3 separate regions of the Homo sapiens genome follow, and regions 2 and 3 are each linked to region 1. Evidence: chromatin contacts called from ENCODE Hi-C data. All regions are on one chromosome and are shown on one strand. Each heading gives the region's core, a stretch centred on a gene start or an enhancer-like site at or near the end of the contact. The rest is flanking DNA. Distances are from core to core; before and after follow the strand shown.

Region 1 (2,700 bases), core at 201-2,700:
AACTGAAATCATTACATCAAGATGCTATAGCCAACAGAATATAAAAAGGAGCAATTTAGAAAGATGATTAGAAAATGAGGGGAATAAACATAAAGAAGACTGGCAAGCTGAATGCTTTTCCATTCCAAAGTCTAAGATAGAGAACAATATAGATGTAGACCAAGCTAACTGTGATTAGAGCAGATTTTGGCCCATTAAGGGATCAGCTATCAGCCACCTGTATTGGGCCATTGGGGCAAAAGAACAAAAAAATAAACCCAGAAGTTTACTTTTGAGGAACAGGGAATCGAGGTGGGGAGTGAAGAAAAGCCCTGGATGAAGGTTCCTGCATGGAGGACTTGCAGGACTATTGTCCTTTCCAGAAAATGCTGTATCTTTATCTCTTAAATACGTGGAGGGCACTCTTCATGCCCGAACTACCCAGTCCCTTAGTCCCCAAGGAAGCTCTTGTGTGACCTCCTCCTGCCCCACCTCCACCACTGCTTTCCCGTTGTCAGAATTCCCCACCTCCTCCAAAAAGCCAGAGTCCCCGTGCACTGTACCAAGGCTGGGTCTGAGAATGATAACCCTGCCTTCTCCTCTAGGTCAGGCTCAAGGACACGACCCATGCCTTTTATTTCTGGGTCCTCATTACACAGCCGAGCCGGGCACACAGGCGCGTTCAAATAAATGTGGAAGGGAGGACCGGGCGTAGTGGCTCATGCTTGTAATCCTGGCACTTACAGAGGCCAAGGCGGGAGGATCCCTTGAGCCCAGGGGTTCCAGACCAGCCTAGGCAATATAGGGAGGCCTATCTCTATTTAAAAAAAGAAAAAAAAAAATGTGGACGGGAGGAAGAAGAGAGGGGAAAGAGAAATGCTCGCGTAACTAACCATAGGCACCCCACGTCGCCAACCAGATCAAAACTCAAGCTTACATCTACTCAATAAAACAAAGGACCAGGGCCTGAATTTCAATAAGGTTGGTTACGGGACTGGGAAGGCGGCTTGGAAATACCTAGTCATCTCCAATTCTTTTACGGAGGAAGAAAATGATCCCCTAAAGTGTGAGTCCGTGACCGAGTAGGGTCTGGGACACTAATCCGAGACCAGTTTGAACCCGAGCAGAAGGGCGCAGACACCCCTACGAACCACATCCCGGGGCGGATTCTCCAGTTCGGTCGGGTGGGAGGGGGCGGTCCCCGGCACCTACAGGGCCGGGAGAGTGATCCCAGAGGCCTCCCCGCCCAGTACCCGCCGGCAAAAAGCCAGCGGCACCCCCACGCCGCCCGCCGCCTACCGCCCGCCGCCAGGGCCAGGATCCGGACCCAGTCAGGACGCTCACCTTGCTCTCGGGGACGGGAAAACGACCTCTCGGAGAGTACAGTTCTGGCGCGGCTTCGGCGGGCTGGAGCCCAGAGTCTAATTCAAACTGCCCGCAGCCGCCACCGGTGCCCAATTCGCCCGCTTCTGGTCTCAACCAAACTTACCTCCACGCCTATTGGTCACTCTAAGTAGCTGCGGACCAATCCGCGCCTGCGCACTCAGACTGCCGCGTCTGATTGGCCCTTTCGGATGGATTTTAAAAACAAGCCCTCTACTGGAGGTGCCTGCGCCGGAGTTTACTGTTCTTTTTTGTTGTTGCGGGGAGACGGAGACCACGTGCTTTTGCTAATGCTAGACGCGGTTTTGGACCGCTATTTCCGCAAAAGTCAGGGAATGCGCCCGCTGATTAGGAAGGCGTGGTCTATCGCCTACAGCCAGGGGAACTGTGCTGCCTGGTGAAACCTCTTTTAAACTGCACGTACCAATCTACTTAATTAAACGTAAATTTAGGACATAGATACTAGGTGCTGTGTTTGTCATGCATTCTTTATCCGGTGTCGTTCTTAACAATTCTTTGAGGAAAGTATTATCCTCATTTTATTAAAAAGTTAACAGGCTCATAGAAGCTAAGTACAGTAATTTGAAATTGAATCTACGCAATGCAGGATGTCGCTCTTAAATGCTGTCCTTTATGGTTCATATTTCTAAGACGTGATTCTGAACACTTATTTTCCGGGATTAAGGCGTGGGGGGAGGACACTGCATCAGAATTTAAAATTCAGAAGAATCCTCAAAACGGGGTGTAATGCTTTTCGTGAAGCCCACTAGTTTTCTATGTATGTTATATACTCGTTTTATTTCCCTATTAAACTATAAATAAGCTTCTAAAGGCAGAAGCAAAACAATTAATTGTTAAAGTAATAGATCTCTAATGCTGTTGTCTGCCTCAATAGGTACCAAACTTTCCAGCCCCCTGACTTTACCTTTCATTAGACTGTTCCTGCAGTACCCAATTCAAGTGTCACTTTTTTTATAAAACCTCCCTAATCCCACCCACTCCTTAGAGATAATTATTTCCTAGACCTTTCCTGGAACTTGCAAACTTCATGTTTAGGATTTTCGCCGTGTCTTGTCTTGTATTTATGTCTACGTCTGACTCCCCCATCAGACTCAAAAATTCCTTTACAGTAAAATCTGTTTTAATTCATTTTTGCATCCCTAGTAACTTTGCACATAGTAATTTAAAATCCAGATCATCTTGGGAGATAAAACTGCTATTTGGGGAAAGGCCTTGTTCTTACTATCTTCTACCTTCGAATCCCCAAAGGGAGGGGAGAGAGCAGGTAGGGGAGGAAAACTTTTGTCAGACATTGCCATGATCAGTCTAGTGTCTGGT
Region 2 (2,700 bases), core at 58-2,557, 2.3 Mb after region 1:
AGCTAAAAGTGGCCGAACAGAGGAGCTGACACTCGGGAAAGTGAAGGTCGGGGAAGGTTCGTGCGGTTGTTAAAGCAAGACCGGGAAAGGGCAAACCTGGAAGAGGAGTGAAGGACTCTACTTCACGGGACGCAAGATAGGAAGTGCAGGTTAAGCAAGCGCGCAGGTGGGGAAGGGTGTTGGCCTCCCCTAGGATGGAAAGAGTTCAGGTGGGAATTAGAAGGAAACAGCCAAGACTTCACAGAAAACCTGTTTGAATAAGGAGGAGGGCGTGAGGTGACGCCAAGGCATTGTGGGGAACTCGGCTCACACACTACCAGTCCCAACTGAGCAGGAGAAACCCAGCAGGAAATGGCTCTGCTGGCGCAGAGGCAAGCGTTGCCAGCCCCTGCGCTCGCTGCTGGGGCTGCGCCCTCGGAGGTTACCTTTGAGCTGGGGCAGCGGGTGCAGCTCTGCCTGGCTGCCCTGGCTGCGAAACTGCGACGAGCCCTGGGAGCGCTTCTGCCTCTGCGCCTTGCGGACCGATTTCCGGGTGAAGCCGTCCACTTTCTCCGAGGCCGAGATGGCGGCGCTGGCAGCCCCCGCCGGCGGCGACGACGACGACATCTCCGCGGCCCTGACGCTTGGCAGCTCCGGCTGCTGCTTGCAAGGCACGGGCAGCGGCGGAGACGGCAGGAGGAGGCGGGGGAGAGGCGCGGGGTGCTCGCGCCCCTGCGCCCCGGCCCCACGGCCCTCCGGCCCCGGGACGCCGCCGAGCTTCTCCTCGCCGCCCGCCAACGCCTCACGGCCACATCTCAGCGCTGGAGGTTCCTGGTCCCCGGCGCGCGGCGAGCTCCCGGGGCTGACGGAGGGAAGGGCGGGGGCGGAGGGGGGTGAAGAAGTTGTTGACTCTGGGCGCGCAGAGCGGGTGGAAGAGAGCCCGAAGTTTAGACAACTGAGGCGGGGGCACGGGGGTGCGGGTGCCGAGCGCGCCTCTCGTCGCTTCTGCCCCCGTCGCCAGCCAGCCGGCCGGCCAGCACCTCAGCGGCCGCTGCCAGCGCAGCCCGCCCTGCCTGGAGCCTCCTCTCAGGGCGCTGCCATCGCGGGTCCCCTCGGAGCCACTGCCGCGGTGCCCGCTCTTCCCGGTCAACGCCGGCCCCTCATCGCCCGGGGCGCTGCCCCGTAGCCCCGGCCCTCTGCGTGCACACACTCGCTCCTTGCCGCGCTGGGCGGCCCGAACCCCCTCCCCCACGCGCCCGTCGGCCGCCCACGGAGAACCCCAGGCGAGCGACCGCTACAACTTGAGAAGGTGGTTGGTACAGGCGACTGGGGAGTGTGTGCGCGTGTGCGCGCGCCAGGGCGCGCGGCCCGGGGAGGGGCCTCGCAAGGGGTGGGAAGGAGGAGTTTGACTGACAACTTCCGCGGGGTCCCGCCCGCCTCTTGGTGCGGCGGCGGGGGAGGGGGCGGGAAAGCATGCCAGCCCTCTTAGCCAATCACACGGCTAAGCGGCAGCGACGGCGTGAGGTGCGGCCTCTTGAGGCAGAGGAGTGGGGCGGGCTGTGTGACGGGCTTCGGCCACAGCCAATCGTAAGTGAAGACGGCGAGCGGGGTGCCCCTGCGTCAGAACAAATGCGGCAAATCGCTTGGGAGGGAGGGGAAGCGCTCCTCCACCAGCGGGCATTTTTGCGCTCACGCGCGACTGCTCCAGGCTGTCATTGCTCTCCTGACCGTCTACGAGAAGACTGGGAAACTTGAGAGGGTGCGTTCAGAGAGCAAAATAGAGCGCCCCTTCCCTTCCCTCACCTCTCTGCTGGCCAATGAAGAACTGAAGCGATTGGTGGGGCGCCGGAGGGCTGGGGCGCGAAAGAGCGCCAGGTGTTACACCACTGAAAGGGGGCGCAGCAGAGGTCAGGTGGCGAGCAAGCAGTGTGATTGACGGGCGAGGGGCCCGGGGAAGGCGAGAAGGTGAGCTCGTCCAATCGTTGCGAGGTCTGGACACCTGGGCGGGTCTTGGCGCCTTACTGGCCCCAAACCGCAAAATTGGTAGTTGCGGAATAAATTTGTAGCTCTTGGGAGGTTCGGACTCCGCAACTCCAGAGAGCTACTCTCGCGTGGGGTTTGGGCAGTCTAGCATCTGCTGCTTCAAAGAGTTCTGCAAGTCCACGCCCTCTAAAAAGAGATTTCTCATTCCCAATTTAGTATCCTGCTAATTTTCACCCCTCCTTGAGCCAAAGGCCCTCAACTACTCCAACGAGAAGAGTACAAATTCATTGGTCAGTGGTGTGTGGATATGGAGGCTTGCCATGTACTCTTACCGGAATCTCTTTCTTGGAGATTCCGTCTAGATTTTGAATTTCTTAAGGACGAGGACTGGTCATCTTAGTTTTTCGTGCAGTGCTTTCCATACGGTGGCCGTTAATAATTATTAATCTGAACAGTCAGCCTCCCTTTGCGCCAATGGACCCAAATCTGTAATCCCCTCCCTCGAGCTCCAGACCTTTTCCTTTCAACATAATAAAAGTAATTGTCGTATATTTAAACGAAGCCACCTGATGCATATGTACAGAAGATTCCAAATTTGGCAGGAAGTTGAATTCTAGACCTAGAACCAAACATACTATCCTCAAAACATTTCCTCCTTCAGATTTGCTGGGCGGTGAAATTGTACATAATCCTCCCAGTCAAGGAGGTTCAAACCTCAGCAGCGTTTCTGACACTTTT
Region 3 (2,700 bases), core at 184-2,683, 2.9 Mb after region 1:
AAAAATAAAAAAATGATGCTAATTAACACAGCCACTTGCAGTGCCTTACATAACTTTTGAAACCTAAATTGGTCCTATTCCCCTGAGGTAAGACAGTGCCCTTGAATGTTAATTTAAAAATTCTCCTGGTTGGCAATTCCAATTATCTTATGTTATATTCAGGGCATGTAATAAGTCCCTTATTTTTACATAAAGAGCTTTTAAATTCTTATTAATAGAAAATCAGGTGTCTTTTAATCCTTTGCTGAACAGATATTTAAAGAAAACTGGCCTGTTCATGCATTTCCAAATTATTAGCTTTCTGGTAATTTACATATTCCTCTAACAAGCCCTGGATGGAGGCCTCTAAGTCCTCCTTCCCTGGTAAACATGGGGCTGTTCATTTGGCTGGGTAAGCTGAGAACGTTGGTGTGTGGGTGCGTAAAAGAGAATCTGTGTTCAATGAAGTATTGTCGATAGGGTTAATTGTGTATTTGGCACACATAAACGGGACAAGACGTGTAAAGTACTTGGTAGGAGAGCGACAGTATTTCTCCTTTTTTTTTTTTTTTTGGAGACTGGGTGTCACTCTGTCGCCCAGGCTGGAGTGCAGTGGCGCACGGCTCACTGTAACCTCTGCCTCCCAGGTTCAAGCAATTCCTCATGCCTCAGCCTCCCAAGAAGCTGGGATTACAGGCCTGCAACCCCATGCTCTGTTACTTTTTTTTTTTTTTTTTTCATTTTTAGTAGAGACGGGGTTTCGCCATGTTGGCCAGGCTGGTCTTGAACTCTTGGCCTCGAGCAATCCGCCCGCCTCGGCCTCCCAAAGTGCTAGGATTATAGGCGTGAGCCACAGCGCCCGGCCTAATTTTCGTATTTTCAGTAGAGACGAGGTTTGCCCTGTTGCCCAGGCTGGTCTGAACTCCTGGGCTCAAGCGACCCACCCACCTCGGCTTCCCAAAGTGCTAGGGTTACGGGCGAGCGTGAGTCACCGCGCCCACCCGGGAGTCTGTATTTCTAATTTGTATTCAGCTCTCAGCATATCCTCAACGTGACCCCACCCAGGTTCAGGGTACTGGAACCTGAGCGAGGAATGCGTGTGCCGGGGAGAGTAGGTAGTGTGAGGGGCCAGAGTGCAAAGGTCAGAAGGCATCTGGTGGAAGCGGTGTGCAAAGAAGCCTGAGGGGAGGACCTTAGATCTCGGTTACCTTGGCGATCTCTATCAGAGGGTTAGAGTTGCCGAGAGGCGCCAGCTGCCGCTTCCTCTCTCCCGCCCTCCGTTTGGCTTAGCTCGCCGGGTTCTCCCACAGGTTAAAAGCAGACGCCGACGCGGTTGCCTAGTGACACTTTTCCCAAAATGCCTAGGGTATTGTTGTGTTCTTCTTAGCCAATGAGAGAGGCGAAGCGGCCCACCGCCTGCCAATAGACTGCGAGATCAGGGCCCGCGACGGTTAAACGGGGCCCAAGGCAGGGGTGGCGGGTCAGTGCTGCTCGGGGGCTTCTCCATCCAGGTCCCTGGAGTTCCTGGTCCCTGGAGCTCCGCACTTGGCGGCGCAACCTGCGTGAGGCAGCGCGACTCTGGCGACTGGCCGGCCATGCCTTCCCGGGCTGAGGACTATGAAGTGTTGTACACCATTGGCACAGGCTCCTACGGCCGCTGCCAGAAGATCCGGAGGAAGAGTGATGGCAAGGTGAGCGTGGGACCTACCCTGCGCCTGCCCCTGCTTAGGTTTCGTCGCCTCGGGGCGAGCGCCCTGCGCCACCGAAGGGAACCGACAGGGCTGAGGAAATGGGTGCCCGGAAGACTAAACCGTCTTTCCTGGGTCTGCATCTGACAGCCTGTCCTGGGTGGCTTAAAGGATGGGAGACCGCTTCTTTTGATATATGTATTTCCATCTTTTCCCGTTTCTCTCCCCATTTCTCTCTTTCTCCTGCTTTGGCTTGCTAAGGACCTTCCATTGGTGACAGGTAACTAATTCCTGAGCTGTTTTTAGAGCTCTAAGAGTGGCCCTCTCAGGCACAAGAAAGGGGCAGGACTACCAGAACCCGAAGCTTTGTATCTGCAGTCAGACTCCCTCAAAATATCCATTATTAGGATTATTGGATTCATATTTCCCAATGTATATAGGTAGAACTTTTACAGAAAGTAACATTGGACAGGAAACTGCCTGGCTGCTGATGGAGGGATCTTTACCAAGGTGTCTCATCCTGGGAAAACACGACTGGGGTGGAATGGGGCAGGGACTTTGACCACCTTCACCCCAATTTTGACTATAGTACCTTTTAGCCAACTTCCCACTAACCAACTGAGGGTAGGGGTTGGGGGAGTCCTCATGTGCCTCATTCCCGTTTGTCTCCCCACAACATACATTTACTGCTTAGAACTGGAGGAAGATTATGGAAGTAAACTCACAGCTCCTTAAGTTCATTGAACTAAATTAGATAATGACCTTGATTGTAGGATATAATTAAAAGGGAGGTAATTTGTTAAATCTTGGAACTTTCATTCTTTGTTTTTGAGCATAATGAGTTCATTCATACCTTGGAAATTCTTATTTCAGATATTAGTTTGGAAAGAACTTGACTATGGCTCCATGACAGAAGCTGAGAAACAGATGCTTGTTTCTGAAGTGAATTTGCTTCGTGAACTGAAACATCCAAACATCGTTCGTTACTATGATCGGATTATTGACCGGACCAATACAACACTGTACATTGTAA

What was found. Hi-C counts contacts between places; a loop is a spot of excess contacts on that map. Pooled maps may share reads with other maps.
Region 2: a loop to region 1 is called in a pooled map, with 14 times the contacts of the local background. The contact joins the promoter of PPP2R5A here to the promoter of CENPF in region 1. A Hi-C loop is called at or near these places in 7 of 50 pooled maps.
Region 3: a loop to region 1 is called in a pooled map, with 10 times the contacts of the local background. The contact joins the promoter of NEK2 here to the promoter of CENPF in region 1. A Hi-C loop is called at or near these places in 6 of 50 pooled maps.

Annotation. Positions count from the first base shown.
Region 1 is chr1:214,601,945-214,604,644 of GRCh38, reverse strand. It overlaps CENPF (centromere protein F), which reads right to left and starts at 1,450. Exons shown (of 20, transcript NM_016343.4): 1 at 1,324-1,450. RefSeq lists a silencer at 1,347-1,556.
Region 2 is chr1:212,284,017-212,286,716 of GRCh38, reverse strand. PPP2R5A (protein phosphatase 2 regulatory subunit B'alpha) reads right to left here and starts at 1,307. Exons shown (of 13, transcript NM_006243.4): 1 at 426-1,307. The coding sequence starts at 606. It overlaps LINC02608 (long intergenic non-protein coding RNA 2608), which reads left to right and starts at 1,696. Exons shown (of 4, transcript NR_125984.1): 1 at 1,696-1,738. RefSeq lists a silencer at 575-1,544 and an enhancer at 1,715-1,794.
Region 3 is chr1:211,674,354-211,677,053 of GRCh38, reverse strand. NEK2 (NIMA related kinase 2) reads left to right here and starts at 1,433. Exons shown (of 8, transcript NM_002497.4): 1 at 1,433-1,670; 2 at 2,541-2,700. The coding sequence starts at 1,575. NEK2-DT (NEK2 divergent transcript) reads right to left here and starts at 1,292. Exons shown (of 4, transcript NR_148994.1): 1 at 1,188-1,292. RefSeq lists enhancers at 1,153-1,447, 1,470-1,729.